Linked DNA regions of Homo sapiens: region 1 is linked to region 2. The links are chromatin loops, found by intact Hi-C in ENCODE. Cell type or tissue: mammary epithelial cell. All regions are shown on one strand. Each heading gives the region's core, and the rest is flanking DNA. Links, peaks and the distances in the headings are about the cores only. Region 1 overlaps ZFC3H1 (zinc finger C3H1-type containing). Region 2 has its middle 25 kb from the start of LGR5.

Region 1 (11,641 bases), core at 1,245-9,244, 190 kb before region 2:
ACTCAGATTCCCACAGTCAGTATTCTGCCAGTGGTGGTGTTTCATTTTGTTCAAAGATATATAAATTTTTCTTTTCCTTTTTCTATATTTCTTTTTTTTTTTTTTTCTCTTAGAGCCATTGCTGCTGAGATTGTTCTAAAGGGACAAAGAGAGGTAAGCCATGGTTGAATCTCAGATGGGTCACTTTTAAAAAGTTTTTCTGTCTCTTTTGTTGACTTCTCAATTTAAAAGAATTAAAGCACAGAAGTTAACATTTCATGCACACTAAGAACCAAGTGGGGAAACAAAAGTAGTTAACATTTTAAGAGTACCAAATATTCGGAAACTCCAAAACTCAGCATAACCATTTTGTCTCAGATGTTATTGTGAATTACCATTCTTTAAACAGATGGAATTATGAAGGTGTTTTTCATTATATTTTCTGATGGAATTGTGTGTATATCTATCTTACAGGTCCACCGTTTATATCAGAGAGCCTTACAGAAGTTACCTCTTTGTGCATCACTGTGGAAAGATGTAATGCTTTTTATCTTTTATTTTATCTCGATGTTTTCCTGTAAATTTTCTGCATGTGCCATATCCATTGATGTGGTAATGCTCAAACTCTAGCTAAGTCTTACTTCTATGCTTCCCTGTCTTTTACAGCAACTCTTGTTTGAAGCATCAGAAGGAGGTAAAACTGATAACCTGAGAAAACTAGTTTCCAAGTGCCAAGAGATTGGAGTCAGCCTAAATGAGCTCTTAAATTTAAACAGTAACAAAACAGAAAGCAAGAATCACTGAACACTGGGTGCAGTCAGTTCTAAGTCCTTATAATAATTGCCAAAATTATTTGAATGATTCTTCAAGATTAGGCTGATCCCTGGCTAAGGTCTGTGTAAGGCAGACAAGCGTTATTGATCATATCAAGTTCCCTACAATATCCTGTCCTCAAAACCGGAAGCAATGAACATGATCCTCTTCGGTTGGATAAATGAACTTCCTGTTTGGCCTGCTTCTAGGCCCTGCCAGATTCTCATAACATCATATACGTAAGTATAGTTCCTCAAAGTGACTGACATTTATTTTAATTTTGCTTTGTTTTTTTTTATTTTCTCCCCCATTCCTTTATTTTGTGTTATTCCTGACTCACTTGACACTCTCTGATGCCTGAGAGATTCCTGTTTGGGATTTAATATCCAGGGCTGTGTTTACAGTAAAAAAAGCAGGCAGTCCCTTTTAGTTTTTCCTTTTTAAATTTTTTTGAGATTCTTCATTTCAGGATTTAAAACTATAGCAGTCCATCTTAAGGAAAGTGTAACTGCCATGGCCACAAGTCTGCTAGTTGCACTTGAATGCTCTATCAGGGTTGTTTATTACCCTTTCTACGTTCTGGACTCCTTGCCGAGACTGTTTAACTTGAAGATTAAAGAAACTATTGCAAATGCCAGTGCATCAGAACCTAAGAGTGGTCAAATATTATGTGCAATTTTTTTGTAAAGAAATTTTAATTTATAATAAAGTTTAACAGTTTAAAGAACAGTTAATATTTGAACTGCTTTGTATTGAAATACTACTTTGTAGTATTGAAATTGTTTATATACTTTTTTAATATAAGTTAACTTTCTAAAAACTCTTGCTGTCTTTATTCACTTTTCACACTGGTGGGAAAGGGTTGAAGTCGGAGATACGGATATTCACCATAACTTATAGCAATACTTTTTTATCTTGAAACTGCTTTCCCATTAAAAAAAAAAAAATTAATGACTTTTTAATTCATGAGAAGATGGATACTGTTGTGAGGACAGTGAACAGAGAGGTTTGCACTACCATTAAATTCCTTGTTCTCAAATTCTCAGTGTTTAGAAAGTGCCTCCCAACCGTAGTTTGAATGATTTGCCTAGTGACATGCCATCTTATGTTGAATATCAGTGTGATTGAATGCAAAGGAGACCTTGCTTTTTATTTTGTTTTCAGTTTATATTTGGTTGTTTTAACCTTGGCAGGAAAAATGTTAATGACACAACGCACACTGGCACAAATCTGATCTTAGAACTACATGTGCTTGAACTGTTAGAGGCAGAGCAGCAACCCCATGAAATACTAGGAAACTTGTACATGTTTACATTTGTATAATGCTCACTAGAAATAGAACCATATTTTGAGTCCCTATTCTGTACCTACCAGACAGGGCGATTTGGCTAGTAAGTGCTGTTTGATGGGGCCAAGAATGGAATCCATTTGTCTAGTGTCTTTCATTTAATCAAAAAGAAAGCTGGAGGCTTACTGGTTTTTCCCTAAAACCAAAAAAAATGTGGGTGGAAGATAGTAATCCCAGAGGAATAGATATCTACTCACTGTATGCATTTAACTTTATATAACTTTGAAAGCTTTTCCTCCTCTGATTTTTTGAAAACAGTTGTTGGGTACTTAGTAAAATATTTCCAGTGTGTGCCTCCATACATAGTGTAACAGTTTTTATGTTAACTGAAATGTCTCAGAAGTTTTTAGGAGACAATGCTAAGCCTGAACTTTTGTTGCATTAATATTTCCATCAGCAGTAACTATTTTGTCTCTGTCTTTTTTTTAATGAGTTCTTTGCATTGGTGTATGTAGAACTCCACTCAGTGCATGCAGTCACAGGGTCCGTCCATGGAGGCTGTACACTAACAACTCTAGGGATGGCCATTCACATGTTCCGCACAGTCATGTAGGAATAGGCCCTGTTTCCTCTTTGATCCATTGTCATATTGCTATTTAAAGGTACCTTATACAAATGATATTGCCTTAAAGATAAATTCTGATATCTTTTCCTGTCAGTTTATAAACTCAACTTTAACCTTCATGTAAAAAAAAATCACACACACTGCTTAAGGGTGAGGTATATGTTCCTGTCATCCTTCCATTGTCAGTTTTACTTTTTTTTTTTTAATGAAGTACTTTCAGTACATGATAATTAAAGTATTAAACAAATTTGGGTTAAAGTTTTTATGGTTATTGTAGAAACATGAATATAAAAAGATTTCACATACTGTGTGACTAAAGTCTTTCTTTTGGACAGAGAAAAGACTAGTCATTGAGAACTGCAGTCCCTTGTATTCGCCACCCCTGCTGGGGGACAAAACATGCACACAAAAGAGGCCTTTTTAGGCTGTGGGATTTTATCTCTGATAAAGGAAATGGAGTGGTAGATTATGATGTATTTTTATGTGTTTTTGTTCATTTTAGAGAACAGCCTAATATTTCTATTTGCCTTTTAACGGAAAGTGGACCTTGTAACATTGTTTTTCACTCTATTATCTAAGGCGGTTTGCTTTCAATTAAAGGGTGTATAAACCTACATCATAAAGTAAGCAAGAATCTCCAGGTGCAACATCTAAGAGCTAAAGGCACTAAGCAGACAAGAAAAAAGTGATTAAGACTGACAACAAATGTAGAGGGACTTTATTGAAGATTGTAGTTCAAATATTTATTTTTCAAGGTTGTTGAAAAAGTAGGAACATGTGGCTAGAATACAAAGCAGGGCCAATATTCTTGGTTAAAGCTGTCATGTGTTCACAGATAAGTCGTAATTTCCTCAAGTCTGCTTTCATGTCTATGTTAACATTAATGTGAGGGAAGAATGGGGAAATACAATTTTAATGACCTTTCAGGTTTGAGGATTATGCCTGCAGGTGTATCATTGCCCTTCAGTGCATATTAACAGTAATTATTATACAGAACATTTTGAACAAGAGCTGGTCAAGAAAAGGCAAGTTCTGATTAACATTTCTGATATTGTTTCTTTTTTGTTCAAAATTAGGACTGTGTCTTTCCAAGCTGTGATGCTTCTTAATGCAGGTGTTAGAGTCAAGCTGAAAAAGAGCTTTTTCTTTCTTTCATCTTTTTGGGGGATAGAGGGGTTTATTCCATATGCCATCAGAATGCTCTCTTTCTACAGGTGTTCCATCTTTCTACGTGCTGTTCCATCCTGTCCTCATTCCCATCTTCCACCATCATTCACATAACCTTCCTCACTACTTTTTCAGTACTACTTGATTTAGATTATGATAAATGTGAAAAGATTTTTCAATTTTTTCTGATATCTTTGAGGTAGATAATGGAAACTTGCCCCTGTCTTCCACAAATGGTAAAATGGATATGGAGTTTGTCTCCACTTCTCATTTGGTGACCTTCACAAGAGGGACCCCACAACATGTTTTTCAGAGGCCTCATGAAGAGAATCAGGCATTTTTTCATTTCAGAATCCATTTGAGCTCTGTGCTAGGCAATCTCAATACAGAGAAGAGTAAAGGGATCCCCTTTTACATTCTAACAGAAAAGGAACGTATGCCAAGGAAGCATCTTCAAAGGGTATCTATCCTAACTTGAGTTAGAAGTTGGGAAAGGCTCCCTGAATGGAAGTGAATCATTGGGCTAAGGGATAAAATGGAGGAAAAGTTGAGCTCAATAATATTTTCAAAAATTGTGTCACTTCTATCTGTACATTTGGAATCCTGTGCATTTTTAAAAAACGTTCTGAAAAGCTTTAACTTTCCAAATTCATTCACAACTGAAAATTCATTAAACATGGTAACAGATGTGTAAAACTACAGAGCAGCCTAACTGTTCAGAAGAGAGTGCCTTTGGGGGCACCCTGTGCTTCAAAATCCACATGAGCATGACTGACTAGGAGTAATCCTATTAGAAGACCCAGTTTAAATGCCTTGATATCCAAAGTCTGATTGTAATTGCAGCTGCTGCTACTAGCTTTTCCTTTTTTCCCTCTCTCTCTCTAACTTCTTGGGTAATGCATGAATAAAATGTTACTTTCAACATTTATTATCTACAACTTGCAGAGCACTATTTCAATTCCAGTCTACATGGTTTTCCATTAATTTTTTTTAACCTTTCCTATGGTGTTGATCCATTATATTTTAAGAGTCATGGTTATTTTTCTGTTTACACAGAACTACCCAAAGATGGCCCAAAGTGGGCCAGGGGCTGTGGCTCACACCTGTAATCCCAGCACTTTGGGAGGCCGAGGCGGGTGGATCATGAGGTCAGGAGATCGAGACCATCCTGGCTAACACGGTGAAACCCCATCTCTACTAAAAATACAAAAAATTAGCTGGGCGTGGTGGTGGGCGCCTCTAGTCCCAGCTGCTCAGGAGGCTGAGGCAGGAGAATGGCGTGAACCCGGGAGGGGGACCTTGCAGTGAGCTGAGATAGTGCCACTGCACTCCAGCCTGGGTGACAGAGCGAGACTCCGTCTCAAAAACAAAGATGGCCCAAAGTGTCTTCACTGCTTTAAAGTGATTTTTCTATTTGACCCAATACCAGAGATGTTTGCAACCAATGTAAAGCTAATTAAAGCCAGGAATAAAATGACTCTGTTGAGTAACAACAATAACAAAAAAGTTTTAAGCTTAGAGGAATGTGTGCTTCCTAGTTTGATCAAGAATACAGAGGTTCCAGAATATCTGAAGCCAATATGACTCTTAAGTGGTGGGTGCTGTCATGGATCTGAATTTTCCCTCCAGTTTAAGAACAAAACAATACAAAACAGTGAATAGAATGTTAAGAATATGTGAGTTAATTGTATTTCAATTACCATAGAATAACATGACGATTTTATGCAAGACTAATAAATTTTGAAGACTATCCAATCTATAAACAAATATGACTTTTCAAGGGCCATCTTCTATGAATTAAGTAAAATTTTAAATAAAACATGAAAACTATTTGCATAGCCTTTCTTAAAAAGTATATACATTTGCCTTTTGGGAATCTGAAAGCCTCAAGACTGATTATCAAGTCTGCTGAAATCAAAGGTAGGTTTATAATGTTTGGTTGATCAAGCAGCTTAAATCTTGGAAAAGTTCTTACCTAGCGAAAGTAAGCCATATGAAAGAGAATGATAGCCAACGGTGTAAAGGAGCTGAATCAATTAGGAAGAGTGATAGACTGGTGAGCTGTTTGCATTAGTGGACATAATCAGGGCATCTGCTGCCAAGGCCAAAACAAACACTTAACTTGGCACATCATACAGTGAAATTTATGAGATTGCCAGGAGATAGATTTGGCATTTCATACTGGTTGAAATGGAGCTACAAAGAAATAGTTTCAGGAAATTGAGAAGTGTGAACCAATGTGAGTGATGAAAAAGCGTGTATTTAAAAGATCTGGGTATTAGATTCAGCTCTACCATAAACTAGCTATGTAATTGTGACAGGCCATTTCACTGCCCCCGTCTCTTTTTCTGCATCAAAATGGGGAAATATGTGTACTTACCTCAGGGGTGTTGAGATCAAATAATAGGAATTACCCTTAAAAAAAAAAAAAAGTATTTTGAGTTTGGAATCGTGTTCCAAAATTTTGAAAGCAGAGATGCTACAAAATAATAGTTTGCTTCCTCTGGACCTAATTTCTTTTCTTTTTTTTTGTTTTTGTTTTTTTGTTTTGAGACAGGGTCTCTTACCCAGGTTGGAGTGCAATGGTGCAGTCATTGCTCACTGCAGCCCCGACCTCCTGGGCTCAAGTGATCCTCCCACCTCAGCCTCATGAGTAGCTGGGATCACAGGCACACAGTATCGTGCTTGGCTTTTTTTTTTTTTTTTGTAGAGACAGGGTTTCACTATATTGGCTAGGCTGGTCTTGAACTCCTGACCTCAAGCAGTCTACCTGCGTAGGCCTCCCAAAGTATTGGGATTACAGATGTGAGGCACTATGCCCAGCCCTGGACAGAATTTCATTGCTGTCACTTGATGAAGAGCATATAACTCTACCAATGCTCAAGCATGAATTAGTTGCTGTTTGTAAGAGAGACAACAGAAAATTGTAGTCTAGGCCAGGTACCGTGGCTCAGGCCTGTAATACCTGCACTTTGGGAGGCCAAGACAGGAGGATTGCTTGAGAGCAGCCTGGGCAACATAGCGAGACCATGTCATTATTAAAAAAAAAAAAAAAAAGTTGCTGTCTAAATTCAGTGGCTCATTCCTGGCATTACCAAAATAACAGATAAAAATATCAGTTAAGAGATGGTCTTGAGACAGGCGTGGTGGCTCATGCCTATAATCCTAGGACTTTGGGAGGCCAAGTTAGGAGGATCTCAAGTTTAAGAGTTTGAGACCATCCTGGGCAATATGGAGAGACCTCATCTCTTTAAAAACATGGTCTTTAGGTTTTAAAGTCAAAAGGAATCAAAATTTAGTCTGCTTCTGTTTTCAGTTCTGAGGATTCTCAGCATGTTGGCTGGATTCCCTTTGTGGTGAAATAGAGGATAAAAACTACCCCTTAGTTCAGTACTCAGAATTTAAGTGTAGAGAGTATCTTGATAATCCAAGCCACTTTCCACACTTTTTTGGAGTTGCCTATAACAGGACATGAGAATATTGACCAATTAAGTTTACTTATTTTGTAGGCAGCAGTCATAAAATGACCTAACCAGGCAAGAGGACTTGCATAGAGTTTGCATATAAGATAATCCTCCAGGAACATACTTTTAAGAGAAAAGAATTGCTGGATTTTTTAAACCACAATTTTATCACAGTTAGACCAAATTTGGCTGAAGCTGTGGCCCAGTGGTGAAAAATCACAGAATGCAGAACAAGGGGTCCATTGGTAGTGTTCACTTGGTGATTAATGCTGTTCTAAATAAAAGTAATATCTAATTTGGGGGTGGGGAGGAAAGGATGTGAGTCAAAATAGCCAGTTGTAAAATCCAAGGCTTGCAATTCAGTGTGAATGACCCTTTCTATATTAGGATTGACAGATGAAAATAGCAGTGGCTTAAAAGTTTAAGTAGGGTGGACCAGGGCTGACTGTATGATACTCCGCTGTAACAGAGACCTAGACACCTATCTGTTTGTCCTGTGTGACCTCCTTTCCCAAAAGGGGTGCTACCTATGGTTGTGTTAAGTCATGTCCTGTACAAGGATACATGGCCAAAAGACTGAAATAGCAGGGGATGAAATTAATCCCATGATCAACTCATCAAGCACCCGAAGGCACTCGTTGAGTCGGCATGGAGGAAGGGTGGCCTTTTTAAAATTCACACAAAGGGACCATTAAGAATCCAAGTTCTATGGGGAGGGTTGGTGTTTTTCTAAATTGCACAACAGCACCACGTGGGCTGGTGGTCCTGATGATTCTAGATGGCTGCTCCACACCCAAGCTTTTTTGTTCACATTGTATTTAGCAGGAAGGAAAAATGAAGGGAAGCATGACCCGCCTCGCTTCTTAGGAGGACTCAGAAGCTGAACATGCCACATTTGCTTTTGTCCGATTGTTCAGAACATAGACACATGGCCACTGCAGGGAGGCTGGGAAATGTAGTCTTTATTTCGAGTAGCTATGTGGACTACATAAATTCAAGTATGAAAGGGAATACGTATCTGAGGAACAACTAAATATCTGCCACACTACCATCAAGTGGAGTAAACAGACTATAAAGTGAAGTTAGTGGCTTCAACCTAGCTTGTTTAGAGGTCTAAAAAAGTTTTAAATAGTGAACCTCTAAAATCTCTTCTAGTTCTCTAATTCTACTCTATAATCTTGAGTTTGGAATAGGGAAGCTGAAAGCACATTTCCCAGACCTAGCTGGTCTGGAAACTTAATAAATGGTCATTTAATAACAACTAACACTTTGTTGAGATGTTAGTCTGTCACACCATTGTAAGTGCTCAAGGAATATTTATTTAAATTTTCACAACAACCCTATGAGATATTGCTGTAATCTTCATTTTACAAATGTAAACTGAGTCATGAGAAATTAACTTAGCCGGGTCACAAAGATAGTAAATGACAAACCCAGGAAGTTGACTTCCAAGTGCATGCCCTTAATTTGCAACCTAAAAATCCCCTAGAGTAAAATTGGTCCACTGAGAAGCAATCCTGAGAACTTTGAGGGAATTATTGAGAAAGAGGCGCTTTCTTTTTGTTACACAGCTACACTAAGTTAGGGGAATGTAAGCCTGGAACAGTGGGGTAGTTGCCTTGACACAGCACTGTTAAGAGCCCACTGGAAGTGAGGCCCAAGAGGAAAGCAGAGCCAAGAGGTGAGGAAAGACATATTCTTGGTAATAGCAGGATTCGTTGTGTCTGAAATCAGATAACCATGAATTCTTCAGGCATTCAAACTTTTTCATTCTTACTGACTACCTCTTCTGCCCATTTGAAAAACTGACCTGGCTCTGCACAGCATCTCACACCTGTAGTCCCAGCTACTCGGGAGGCTAAGGTGGGAGGATCACTTGAGCCCAGTTCAAGGAGGCAGTGTGCCATGATCACATCTGTAAATAGCCACCAAACTCTAGCCTGGGTAACATGAGACTTTGTCTCTAAGAAAAATTTAAAAACTAAAAATTGAGCTTCTGAGACTCAGTATAGGTTCTTGTCCTCTGAAAACACTAAATTTACACATTTGTGGGTGTATGCCTGCAGAATGTAACATCACTGATTAAGTCATTGGACAATGAGGACAAAAGATGGTATGAGTTCTTACAATTGTATGAATTGTGATCTAAGTTGAGAGGTATGAAAGCAAGAGAATTGCATGTTTAGATAGGTAGGGGGTAGGGCTGAGAAGTTTCAGGAGGGAAATAAATATAGCCATAGTGCTTAAATTCTTTTTGGATTTTCCTTGGATAGAAAACTTGGCTGTATAATCAGCAGAAAGTTCACTTAACTCTTAAGTCAACATTTCTTCATTTTTAAGATGGGATTACTACTAGTGCTTATTTCACTTGGAGTTGTCAGGATAAAATAAGAGCATACTAGTAAAGGGCTTAGCCATAAGAGATGTGAGATAGTAGAAGCTATTTGAGGATAGAAAGCTTGGAAATGTGGGTTAGGGTAGTGTTTCATAATAATAAGAAAAGGATGGACAGGTGCAGTGACTCATGCCTGTAAATCTCAGCACTTTGGGAGGCTGAGGTGGGCAGATCACTTGAGATCAGGAGTTCGAGACCAGCCTGACCAACATGGTGAACTGTAACTCCTTGCTTACTCACAGGAAGATCGTATTAGTTATCTATTGCTGCATAACTTGTCTCTACTAAAAATACAAAAATTAGCCGGGCATGGCAGCTTGCGCCTGTAGTCCCACCTACTCAGGAGGGTGAGGTGGGAGAATTGCTTGAACCCAGGAGGCGGAAATTGAAGTGAGCCGAGATTGTGACACTACAGTCCAGCCTGAGTGACAGAGCAAGACTCTGTCAAAAAATAAAAAAAAGGAAAAAAACGACTTATTAGTGGTGGGGTCTCATTGCTTGTTAAAACTTCACTAGAGGAAGAAGAACAAGTAGAGACAAAAAGTGGAATAATTGAGTTTGAACCTTTATTTGGCAAAAGAAAGTTACAATAAAGGTTTGGAAACTAGTATTGATGGATGGGATGGCACTTGCAGAGAGATGAAAAGAAAATACGGCTTTTTCAGTTGGAGCTTCCCTGGTGTAGGGAATGTGCTAAAAAGATTATAGTGATCTAAGCCTTTGCCGCTCAGTGTGGTTCTGGATCTACAGCATCAGGGTCATCTGGAAGCTTGTTAGAAATGCAGAGTCTCAGGCCCTACCCAGACCCACTGAATCAGAATCTGCATTTTAATAAGATCCCAAGGTGATCTCATGCACATTAAAATTTGAGAAGCACTGCTCCAGGCCAGAGAGAAATGCATGGATTTCCATTGTTTAAAATACAAAAGAATAAAGAAATGTGGTCCCAAATCACTGGGACATCTGTCTTAATGTCTGTGATACAGTAGCAACAAGTTACATAGTTTTCTTTAGGCTTACTGTTCCATTATGCGGTGTGTGCCTGCCAGGTTTCAGAAACACAAAACTAACCACTAAATTTCATCCTTACCAATGCTCTTTACTCCAAAACTGATGCTAAGGAATACTTCTGGCTTCCCAAGTTTTAAATATTGAAGTGCTCTTGAAATTTAAGTGAACTATAACTCCTTGCTTACTCACAGGAAGATTGTATTAGTTATCTATTGCTGCATAACTATCCCAAAACTTACCAACCTAAAGTAACAAACACATATCACAGTGTTGGTGCTTAGCTGCGTGATTTGGCTAAGGGTCACTTATGAAGTTGAATCAAGCTATAGGCTGGGGCTTCAGTCAGTCATCTGAGGCTCCACTGGGGCTGAAGGATCTATTTCCAAGCTTGCTCATACAGTTGTTTTCAGGCCTCAGTTTGTCACCATATAGATGTCACCGTATAAATGTCTCCCTAGGCTGCTTGAGTGGTTTCATGGCAGGACAACTAGCTTCCCTCAGACTTAGTGGGCTAAGAGAGAGAGAGAAAAAAACAGAAGTTTTGGTCTGATAACCTAATCCTGGAAATGACATATGTATTAATCCATTTTCACACTGCTATAAAGACCTGTCTGAGACAGGGTGATGTATAAAGGAAAGAGGTTTAATTGACTCACAGTTCAGCATGGTTGGGGAAGCCTCAGGAAACTTACAATCATGGCAGATGGAGAAGGGGAAGCAAGGCACCTTCTTCACAAGGCGACAGGAAGGAGAAGTGCTGAGCAAAGGAGGAAGAGCCCCTTATAAAAACATTAGATCTTGTGAAAACTCACTCCCACGAGAACAGCATGGAGGAAATGGCCCCCATGATTCAATTACCTCTACCTGATCTTCTCCTTGACATGGAATTATGGGGATTA
Region 2 (11,641 bases), core at 1,219-9,218:
GCTACCCACTGTGGGTGTCCTGAGAGCTGTTCCATTGCTCAGTGATGCTCCTCTCTGCCTTCCTTGCCCTCCAGTTGTCTGTGTACCTTGTTCTTTCTGGACATGGGACAAGAACTCAGGACCTACTGAATGACAGGACTGAAATAGCTATAACACAACAGGCCTGAAAAACACCCCCACATGCCTCTTGCCATATTGTGGGTGATGAGAAAAACAGAAGAACTATGGCCTTTTGGGGAACCCAGACCTAGGGGCTCCCTGAGCCAGAGCTGTGACACCCTCTTTGGGGCTCTGCAGTTCCTGGCATCTCCAAGCTTCTGGGTGCCATGGTGTTCCACCCATCCAGACACGAGTGACTGCAGTGGATGTGTGCAGTACATCTCTTCCAGCCACAGCCTTGCACAGAGCCAGCACCTGTGCTGGTGCCTGGAGCTGCCCGCCCCACTGCAACAGCCAGTGTGACTGGCTGTGTGCAGTGGCCAGACCCTGTGTTCGCTTGCCCACACACCTCTCACTGCTCTGTGCCTGGCTTACCTTTAGCAAGTATGGGATCTGGGCCAGTATTTTTGTTAAAAAAATTTTTAGAGACTGGGTCTCACTATGTTTCTCAGGCTGGACTCAAACTCCTCGGCTCAAGCGATCCACCTCAGCCTTCTGAGTAGCTGGGACTACAGGTGGGTGCCACTGCACCTGGCTTGGGACCAACTATTATGTGTGCTATACTAGATTTTGTTTCACAGGCACATTAAAATATTGTTTAAGTTTAAAATTGAACTACTTAAGTGCCAGAAGGCTTAAGGCTTTAACAATGTTTAGGAGGTCAATTAACATCTATTTTTGGCTTTCCTTCGTCATTGCCACTTATTCAACAAGTAGTTATTGAGTGCCTGCTATGGCAAGATCCTCTTGGTTCTGGAGGAATAGCAAGCAAACAAAAACAAATAAAAATCCCTGCCCTTTACATTCTAGAGTAAGTTTACATTCTAGAGAGGCAGACAATAAATAGAATAAAATTAATAAAATATAACATATTCTAAAATCTAAAATATATAGAATGTCAGGTGGTAATTAAAAAAAGCAGTGATGGGAAGGTAAGAAGTGTGAGGTCAGGGAGGGTGAATTTCTGTTTTAAGTAGAATGGCCAGGGGAGGGCTCACTAAGATGTGATGTCAGATAAAAGACCTAAAGAAAATCAGAGAGTGGGCTGTGCAGGCATCCATGGGGAGGAGCTTTCCAGACAGAAGAAACAGCAAATAGAAAGACCCTGAGCTGGCTGGAGCAGGCTGTCATGTCTGATGGGCAGTTGGAGGCCAGTGTGGCTGGAGTGCACTGAAAAGGAAGGAGGACTTCAGGATGGTCTCTGACTGGCTATTGCAAGGACTTTGGATTTCACTTTGAGTGTGATGGAGAGTCACTGGAGGGTTTGAGCAGAAGAGTGATGCAATCTAATTTATACTTAAAGGAATGTTTTTGTCTGTTGGGTGGGGAAGAGATGAGTTATGAAGAGGGGTGGAGGAAAAGGCAAGGATATCTTAGTCCAGGTGGTGGCTTGAACTAGGGTGATAACGGTGGAAGTGAAACCAGCGGCTGGATTAGGGGCTGGATTTGGGATATGTCCTGAAAATAGATTGGACAGAATTTGCTGATGAATTGGATTTGAAGTTTGTGACAGGGAGGGAATAATCAAGGAAGAATTCAAGGTTTTTGTTGTGATCAACAGGAAGGATGAAGCTGTCGTTAACTGAGATGTGGAAGACTGTGGGAAGAAAAAGTTTGGAAGAAAAGAAAAGGAGGCAGGAATTGAATGTGTTAATTTAGAGAGTATATTATGTCTGAATGCAAACAATATGTAATTGAATATATATGTCTGGTGTTCAGAGGAGGACTCTAGGATGGATATTAAAATTTGGTAATTGTCAGAATGTACATAGTATTAAAAGCCACAATACTTGTTGAGATCACTAATGGGATGGGTAGAGGTAGAATAGGGAAGAGGTCCAGGTACTGAACCTGAAGTGCTCTGAAAGCTAGCCTATAAAAGGTCAACTGCAGAGGCTGATGCACAGAATCATTACCAGCAAAGATTAGGGAGAAGTGGCCAGTAAGAGTAGAGGAAAATTAGAAGACAGCAGTGTCTGGTAGCTATGAAAGAAACTATCTCAAGCGACAAGGAGTGATCAATAGTAAACTATACTCATAATTAATTTAAAATGAAGAGGGAGAACGTCTATAAGGTTTAGCATTGTGGAGGTCTTTAATAACCCTTAGAAAGAGTAATTTTTTTTTTTGAGACAAGGTCTTGCTCTGTCACCCAGACTGGAGTGCAGTGGCATGATCGTGGCTCACTGCAACCTCAACCTTCTGGGCTCAAGAGATCCTCCCACTCAGCCTCCCACGTATCTGGGACTACAGGTGCATGCCACTACACTTGGTTAATTGTGATGGAGACTGGGTCTACTTGGAATGAATTCACTTATTCTATTTGAAAATATCTGAAATAAACACCCCAAAATATTCTCTAAGCAAAAAACCTAGAACATACTTTCAGATATTGAGACAACAACAATAATATCAATGACAACTGACATTTATTCAGTACCTACTTGTGTCAGGGACTGTGTTAAAGTGCTTTACAAGTACAATTTTATTTGACTTTTCACAATCAACCTATGAATTAGGTTCAATTATCTCCATTTCATAAATGAGGAAGTTGACGTTTATAGACTTTTAAGTGTGTAAAGTCACATAATGAGTAAGTGATGGAACTGAGATACTGGAAATATTTTCATAATGCTTTTACACTGAATGATTATTTTGTTTCCAGGGTATATTGATATGCCTTTGGAAATAAGTAGTCTCATTCTTTAGAACCTAAGGTGGTATTTTTTACATTCCATTTATTTCATGTCCCTTTATTTTCCTGATATCTAGCACTTCTACAATAATGAAAAGTTATAACTAGTTCCTTTATAGTTGTTTGTATGGTACTTTTTTGATGCAGAGAACTACCTAACATATTTCAATTTATTAAATTAGATTAATATGTTCAATCAAGTTAAATGTTATTAAGGAAAATGCTATTTTCTAGAATGATTTCTATTTTTAATAGAAATTTATTTTGAGGAACTTGATTACATTTTTGGAAGTATATTCTTAAAATAATTACATCGAAAAGCCATTGAACATTTAACATACTCATTTCATGTTCATAACCTTTCTGTGTGGTGGACATTATTATTATCTACATTTTACACACAGGGACCTGGAGGTTTAAAGAAGTTGAGTAAATTGCCTGAAGTCACAGAGCTTGTAAGTGGTTGAGTAAGGATTGACCCCATGTCCTCTGAAATTACATTCCCTGCTTTTTCCACTACAACATGCATGTAAATTTAGTTAATTCCAATGCTCAGCTTGAAATATTATATCTTTACTCATCTGTGTTAAATTGATTACCCTCATTTGATGCACCATTGTAACTCTAACAGCTGGAGCAACAGGGGCCCACAGTTTTAGGAAAGCACGTATATATTTTTAAATTAGGCGTGTTTTCTCAGGGAAGCATGCGAGTAGTTTGTTATTATTTTTCTTTTTTAGGATTGATTCTACATAACCTGAGAGAGGGAAAAGCAGAATTACTGTTGCTTGGCTATGCTCTTCATAGTTGCTGATCCTTTTTTGAGGATGTAGCTAGGAGTGGTGTTAGCAGGGAAATGGAATGAACACAGACTGTGCCATGAATTCTGGAGCCTGCCCTGAAATAGGCTGGGGACTGTGTCATTGATTTTCTAGAATGACTTCCACAATTTCCCAACCCTCCTGAATCTCACATTCAATTCACAAAAAATTGTTGATTTCCTTACATTAGCATGCCCTTTTCACATTTACTTTTGAGCCTCTTTGATCAAGCTTCTACTCTAGGGCCAGAATGGTTTATTAGACATGCAACAATGATAACCCACGTATGGGTTCAAAATTCTTCAGTGGCTCCACATTACATTTAATATAGAATATCAATCCCTTAACATGGCCTACAGGGTCTGACCTGGTCTGGCCCTCTCCCTACTCTTCAACCTCAGCCAGTACCATTTTTCATCACAGGCCCCAGGCTTTCTTGAAGTTCCTTTAGTCTTTTCCTTCCTCAAGGCTCACGGAATACTATTTCCCCTGCCTAGAATATTATCTTCTCCATTCTTAGGGGTAAGTGCTTCCTCCTCAAAGACCTTCCCTGACCACCCAATCTAAATTAGGTCCCCCCAGCCCCTGTTATAATTTCTCTAATTATTTTCTGCCTTTCCTTCAAAGTGTTTATTACAATTTGGTGTTCCATTTTATTCGTATGTTTATTCTATATCAAGACCCCTCCCCATATAAATGTAAGTCACACAAGGGCACTTTCTATATCTGCTTTTTTTCACCACTGCCTGGTAACATAAAAGACATTCAATAACATTTCTAGAATAAATGAATGCCCTTTCATAAGCTGTTTTATCAACCTGGGATATAACAAAAATAGCCAATGTTTATTTTGCAGTAATATCCTAAGCACTGTAATGACATTACAAATTGGTTGATCCTGGAGCAGGGGTAAAGCTGGGAGATGCATGTATGTAATGATTAGGTTTCATGGGAGGATGTAAATTTTTTGTTTTGCTGCATTTTATTGACTGTCTAAAAAGCAAGTGATAAGGAAAGAGAACAAAAGGATTTGGTCAAATGTCGAATTCTATCACATTATATCTAGATATTCTTATGGAGAATATTGTGCAATCAAGAAGCTGTGATGTATAAGTAGATCAATATGAACTTGTTTTAAAGAGACGAATAGTCACATCAACTTTTCAATCCTTTTGATAAGTAGAAATAAGTAGGGACAAACTCAACTGTCCCTAATTTTCTTTAAATTTGAAAATAGTCTTTTACTGTCTTCACAGGATGCGTGATTGGGAGCAGAGATTGGTTAACACTATCATTTTAGCTCCCTCTGCTGGTAGTGAATGATGCGTTTAGCAGAGGGCTGACGAAAAGTGCAAATGTTGCTAAAGATAGGGATGAAACACCTTTGCTGTTGTTGCTAGTCTCCTCTTGGTCAAGGTAGGAAGCAAACATGCTGTTTTTAAAGCAATTTTTAACAGTCTTATTGATATATACTTTATATACAATAAGATTCACTTGTTTAAAGTGTACAATTAGTTTTTACTGTGTTTACAGAGTTGCACAACCATCACCATAATCTAATTTTAGAACATTTTTCATCGCCCCAAAAGAAATCTTCTATCCATTGGCTACAGCTCTCTTTCTTTTACCCTACCTCCTCTGCCACTAGCTCCTGGAAACCACTAAATTACTTTCTGTCTCCATAGACTTAACTAATTTGGACTCATTTGATAAATGGGTTCATACAATGTATGTTTATTTGTGTCTGCCTATTTCACTTAGCATACTGTTTCTAAGGTTTATTCGTGTTGTGGATCAGTATTTCATTAGTTTTTATTGACAAATAGTATTCAATTATATGGACATACCACATTTTGTTAATCTATTCATTATTTGATGGGCAATGAGGTTTCTGCTTTTAGGCTATTATGAATAATGCTGCTATAAACATTAGTGTTTAAGTTTTTAGGTAGACATATGTTTCAATTATCTTGAGTAGACAGATACCTAGGAATGCAATTGCTGGGTCATATCTACACTGAACATTTAGAGGAACTGCCAATTTTTTTCTAAAGTGGTTATACTATATTACATTCTCACACATGCTCTTTTGGATAGGTTTACAAAGTAGCGCCTAAGAGAAAGACAGCTTAAATTTAATGTGTCTTTTGTCATTTATTCTTTTAAAAATTTTTAAATTTTATTTCAATAGTTTTTGGGGAACAGGTGATTTTTGGTTACATGGATAAGTTCTTTAGTGGTAATTTCTGAGATTTCGGTGCACCCGTCACCTGAGCAGTGTACACTGTACCCAATGTGTAGTCTTTTATCCCTCACCCCTCCCACTGTTTCCTCCGAGTTTCCAAATTATGTCATTCCTATGCCTTTGTGTCCTCACAGCTTAGCTCCAACTTATAAGTGAAAACATATGATATTTGGTTTTCCATCCCTGAGCTACTGCACTTAGACTAATGGTCTCCAACTCCATTCATTGCTGTGAATGCCATTATTTCATTCCTTTTTATTCCATGGTGTATATATACCACATTTTCTTCATTCACTCATTGATTGATGGGCATTTAGGCTGATTCCATATTTTAGCAATTGTGAATTATACTGCTATAAGCATGCAAGTGTCTTTTTCATGAAATGACTTCTTTTTCTCTGGGTAGATACCCAGTATTGGGACTGCTGGAACAAACGGTAGTTCTACTTTCAGTTTTTTAAGGAATCTCCATAGTGTTTTCCAAAGTGGTTGTTCTAGTGTACATTCCCACCAGCAATGTAAAAGTGTCACCACATCCATGCCAACATCTATTATTTTTTGGTATTTAAGTAATGGCCATTATCTCAGAAGTAAGGTGGTATCTCACCGTGGTTTCAATTTGCATTTCCCTAATAATTAATGATGTTGAGTATTTTTCATGTCTGTTGATTATATATCTATTATGTTTTCATGTTTTTTGCCCACTTTTTGATGGGATTATTTGTTTTTTTTTTCTTGCATATTTGAGCTCCTTATAGATTCTGGATATTAGTCCTTTGTCAGACGCATAGTTTGTGAATATTTTCTCCCATTCTGTGGGCTGTTTACTCTGCTGATTATTTCTTTTGCTGGGCAGAAGTCTATTTATTTTTGTTTTTGTTGCATTTGTTTTGGGGTTCCTGGTCAGAAACTCTTTGCCTAAGCAGATGTCTAGAAGAGTTTTCCCAACATTATCTTGTAGAATTTTTATGGTTTTGGGCCTTAGATTTAAGTCTTTGATCCACCTTGAGATGAGTTTCATATAAGGTGAGAGATGAGGATCCCATTTCATTCTTCTACATGTGGCTTGCCAGTTATCCCAGCAGCGTTTGTTGAATAGGGTGTCCTTTCCCCACTTTATGTTTTGTTTGCTTTGTTGAAGATCAGTTGGCCCTAAGTATTTGGCTTTATTTCTGGGTTCTCTATTCTGTTCCATTGGTCTAAGTGTATTTTTATACCAGTACCATGCTGTTTTGGCAACGATAGCCTTTTAGTATAGTTTGAAGTTGAGTAATGTGATGCCTCCAGATTTGTTCTTTTTGCTTAGCCTTGTTTTGGCCATGCAGGCTCTTTTTTGGTTCTATATGAATTTTATGTTTTTTTTTCTTGTTCTGTGAAGAATGATGATGGTACTTTGATGGGAATTGCATTGAATCTGCAGCAATTTTGAGCATACTGCCAAAAGCAATATGATGCTTTGCATCATCAAAGCAATATATTGCTTTTGGCAGTATGGTCATTTTCACAATATTGATTGTACCCATCTATGAGCATGGGATGTATTTCCATTTGTTTGTGTCATTGATGATATCTTTCAGCAGTGTTTTGTAATTTTCCTTGTAGAGATTTTTCACCTGGTTCTGTATATTCCTAAGCATTTTATTTTTTTTTTGCAAGTGTTGTAAAAGGAGTTGAGTTCTTGATTTGATTCTCAGCTTGGTTCTTGTTGGTGTATAGCAGTGCTACTGATTTGTGTACATTGATTTTGTATCCTGAAATTTTACTGAATTTATTTATCAGATTTAGGAGCTTTTTGGATGGACCTTTAGGGTTTTCTTGGTATATGATCATAACAACCGCGAACAGTGACAGTTTTACTTCCTCTTTACCAGTTTGATGACTTTTGTTTCTTTTTCTTGTCTCATTGCTCTGGCTAGGACTTCCAGTACTATGTTGAATAGAAGTGGTGAAAATGGGTCATTCTTGTCTTGTTCCAGTTCTCAGGGGCAATGCTTCCAACTTTTCCCCGTTTAGTTCAGTTTTCAGTCCAGCTGTGAAACCATCTGGTCCTGGACTTTCTTTTTGTTGGCAATTTAAAAAATTACTGTTTCACAGTAAACTGAGATCACGCCACTGCACTCCAGCCTGGGCGACAGAGCAAGACTCCGTCTCAAAAAAAAAGAAAAAAATATTACTGTTTCAGTCTTGCTACTTGTTATTTGTATGTTCAGAGTTTCTGTTTCTTCCTGATTTAATCTAGGAGGGTGATGCATTTCCAATAACTTAGCCATCTTCTGTATGTTATCTAGTTTGTGTGCATAAAGGTGTTCATAGTAGCCTTGAATGGTCTTTTGTATTTCTAGAGTATTGATTGTAATATCTCCTATTTTGTTTCTAATTGAGCTTATTTGGATCTTCTCTCTTCTTAATCTCGCTAATGGTCTATCAATTTTGTTTAAGTTTTCAAAGAACCAGTTTTTTGTTTCATTTTTCTTTTGTTTTTTTTTTTTTTTGTGTCAATTTCATTTAGTTCTGCTCTGACCTTTGTTATTTTTTTTCTTCTGCTGGGTTTGGGTTTATTTTGTTTTTTGTTTATCTGGTTCTTTGAGGTGTGACTTTAGATTGCCTATTTCTGCCGTTTTGGACTTTTTGTTGTAGGCATTTAATGCTATGAACTTTCTTCTTAGCGCTGCTTTTGCTGTGTCCCAGAGGTTTTGATAAGTTATGTCACTATTATCATTCAGTTCAAAGAATTTTTAAATTTCCATCTTGATTTCATTGTTGACCCAAAGATCACTCAAGAGCAGATTATTTAATTTCCATGTATTTGTATAATTTTGAGAGTTCTATTTGGAATTAATTTCCAGTTTTATTCCATTGTGGTCTGAGAGGATACTTGATATAATTTTAATTTTCTTAAATTTATTGAGACTTGTTTTGTGACTTATCATATGGTCTGTCTTGGAGAATGTTCCATGTGCTGATGAAAGAATGTATATTTTTCAGTTGTTGGGTAGAATGTTCTGTAAATATCTGTTAAGTCTATTTGTTCTAGGATATAGTTTAAGTCCACTGTTTCTTTGTTGACTTTCTGTCTGGATTACCTGTCTAGTACTGTCAGTGGAGTATTGAAGTCCCCGCTATTATTGTGTTGCTGTCTATCTTATTTCTTGGGTTTAGTCATAATTGTTTTTATCAAATTGGGAGCTCCAGTAGTAGGTGCATATATATTTAGGTTTGTGACATTTTCCTGTTGAACTAATCCTTTTATCATTAAATAATGTCCCTCTTGATCTTTTTTTTTTTTTTTTAACTATTGTTGCTTTAAAGTCTGTCTTGTCTGATATAAGAGTAACTACTCCTGCTCACTTTTGGTTTCTATTTGCGTGGAATATCTTTTTCCACCCCTTTACCTTAAGTTTATGACAGTCCTTATGTGTTAGGTGAGTCTCCTGAAGACAGGAGATACTTGGTGGGTGGATTTTTATTCATTCTGCCATTCTGTATCTTTTAATTGGAGCATTTAATTCATTTACCTTCAGGATTAGTATTGAGATGTGAGGTACTATTTTATTCATCATGTTAGTTGTTGCCTTAATACCTTGTTTTTCTTTTTCATTGTGTTTTCATTGTATTGTTTTATGGGCCGTGTGAGATTTATGCTTTAAGGAGGTTTTACTTTGGTGTACTTCAGAGTTTCATTTCACTATTGAGAATTGTTTTACAGCATTTCTTGTAGTGTTGGCTTGGTAGTGGCAAATTCAGTGTCTGAAAAAGACTTTATCTCTCTTTCATTTATGAAGCTTAGTTTTGCTGTATATAAAATTCTTGGCTGACAATTGTTTTGCTTCAGGAGGATAATCATGGAATCCCAATCCCTTCTGACTTGTAAAGTTTCTGCTGAGAAATCTGCTGTTAATCTGATAGGTTTTTCTTTATAGGTTATCTGATGCTTTTGTCTCACAGCTCTTAAACTTCTTTCCTTTGTGTTGACTTTAGAAAACCTGATGACTATGTGCCTATGTGATGATGTTTTTGCAATAAATTTCCCAGGTATTCTTTGAGCTTCTTGTATTTGGAAGTATAGATCTCTAGCAAGGCCAGGGAAGTTTCACTCAATTATTGGCTGAAATAAGTTTTTCAAAGTTTTAGATTTCTCTTTTTCCTCAGGAACATCAATTATTCTTAGGTTTGGCTGTTGGACATAATTTCAAAGTTCTTGGAGGCTTTGCTCATTAATTTTTTTTCTTTGTCTTTGTCTGATTGGGTTAATTTGAAAGCCTTTTCTTTGAGCTCTGCAGTTTTCTCTTCTACTTGTTATAGTCTATTGTTGAAACTTCCCAGTGCATTTTATATTTCTCTAAGTGTGTCTTTCACTTCCAGAAGTTGTGATTGTTGTTTCTTTATGATATCTATTTCTCTGGATAATTTTTCATACACATCCTGTATTTAAAAAAATTCTTCAAGTTGGTTTGCACCTTTCTCTAGTATCTCCTTGAGTAGCTTAATAATCAAGCTTTTGAATTCTTTATCTGGGAATTCAGAGATTTCTTCTTGGTTTGATCCATTGGTGGGCAGCTAGTGTGATCTTTTTGGGGTGTTGTAGAACTCTGTTTTGTCATATTACCAGAATTACTATTTTGGTTTCTTCTCATTTGGGTAGAATATTTCAATGGAAAGGTCTGGAATGCAAGGCCTGCTGTTCAGATTCTTTTGTCCCATGGGCTGATCCTTTGATATGATGCTCTTCCACTTCCCCTAGGGATGGGGGTTCCTGAGAGCTGAACTACAATGGTTGTTATTGTTTTTCTGGATCTGGTCACCCAGTGGGGCTACCAGACTCTGAGCTGGTGCTGGGGAATATCTGCAAAGAGTCCTGTGATGTGACTGGTCTTCAGGTCTGCCAGCCATGGTTACCAGCACTTGCCAGTTTTTCAACTGTCTCATGGAATACGCAGTGGTGTGCTGCTTCTGTCAATGCATCTGTGAACTATTTTGGTTTTCCTGGTTCATTCCTGCAGTGCTTCTTGGAGCAAAAGTTAACGGTGTGAGTCTCCATGCATTGTTCTGTTTGTCCAAGTGAGAGCTGCACGTTAACCCTGTTTTCTATCTGCCATCTTGTCCCTCTACATATTATCGTTTATTCTTTTATATTACTTATGTATTTTCATATTTCCTCATTTGCTTTAAAAAGTTTTTGCTTGGCTGGGCGCGGTGGCTCACACCTGTAATCCGAGCACTTTGGGAGGCTGAGGCGGGCGGATCACGAGGTCAGGAGATCGAGACCATCCTGGCTAACACGGTGAAACCCGGTATCTGCTAAAAACACACAAAAAATTAGCCGGGCGTGGTGGCGGGTGCCTGTACTCCCAGCTACTGGGGAGGCTGAGGCAGGAGAATGGAGTGAACCTGGGAGGCGGAGCTTGCAGTGAGCCGAGATTGCACCACTGCACTCCCGCCTGGGCGACAAGAGTGAGACAGTCTCAAAAAAAAAAACAAAAAACAAAAAAACAAAGTTTTTGCTCAATCTATCTATTCTCCATTACCACTGTGAAATCTCTCTCTGTCTCTCTCTCTCTTTTTTAGAAATGGGGTTTCACTATGTTGTCTAGGCTTGACTCAAACTCCTACGCTCACGGGATTCTTCCACCTCAGCCTCCTGAGTGGCTGGGACTACAGGCATAGTCATTGTACCTGGCTCCAATTTCTTTAGTTTTCTTCTCTGTAAAGATGTACAGTAAG

The links. Hi-C counts contacts between places; a loop is a spot of excess contacts. Peaks named below come from ENCODE experiments on the same cell type or tissue, not always from the same donor. Only the 100,000 strongest peaks of a DNase experiment are listed, where the experiment ranks them.
Region 1: it touches region 2 in a loop (4-fold over the local background); 2 of 110 quality-filtered maps call a loop at or near these places.

What each region holds. Positions count from the first base shown.
Region 1 is chr12:71,599,570-71,611,210 of GRCh38, reverse strand. It overlaps ZFC3H1 (zinc finger C3H1-type containing), which reads left to right. Exons shown (of 35, transcript NM_144982.5): 33 at 114-153; 34 at 454-516; 35 at 646-1,612. The coding sequence ends at 783. Among named protein-coding and RNA genes, the nearest start is that of ZFC3H1, 58 kb to the left of the region's middle. RefSeq lists a silencer at 9,616-9,816. In mammary epithelial cell, for the core only: no CTCF peak of the experiment used is centred there; no DNase peak of the experiment used is centred there.
Region 2 is chr12:71,409,168-71,420,808 of GRCh38, reverse strand. No RefSeq gene overlaps it. Among named protein-coding and RNA genes, the nearest start is that of LGR5, 25 kb to the left of the region's middle. RefSeq lists a silencer at 5,020-5,069. In mammary epithelial cell, for the core only: a CTCF peak has its summit at 4,985 (motif pointing left); no DNase peak of the experiment used is centred there.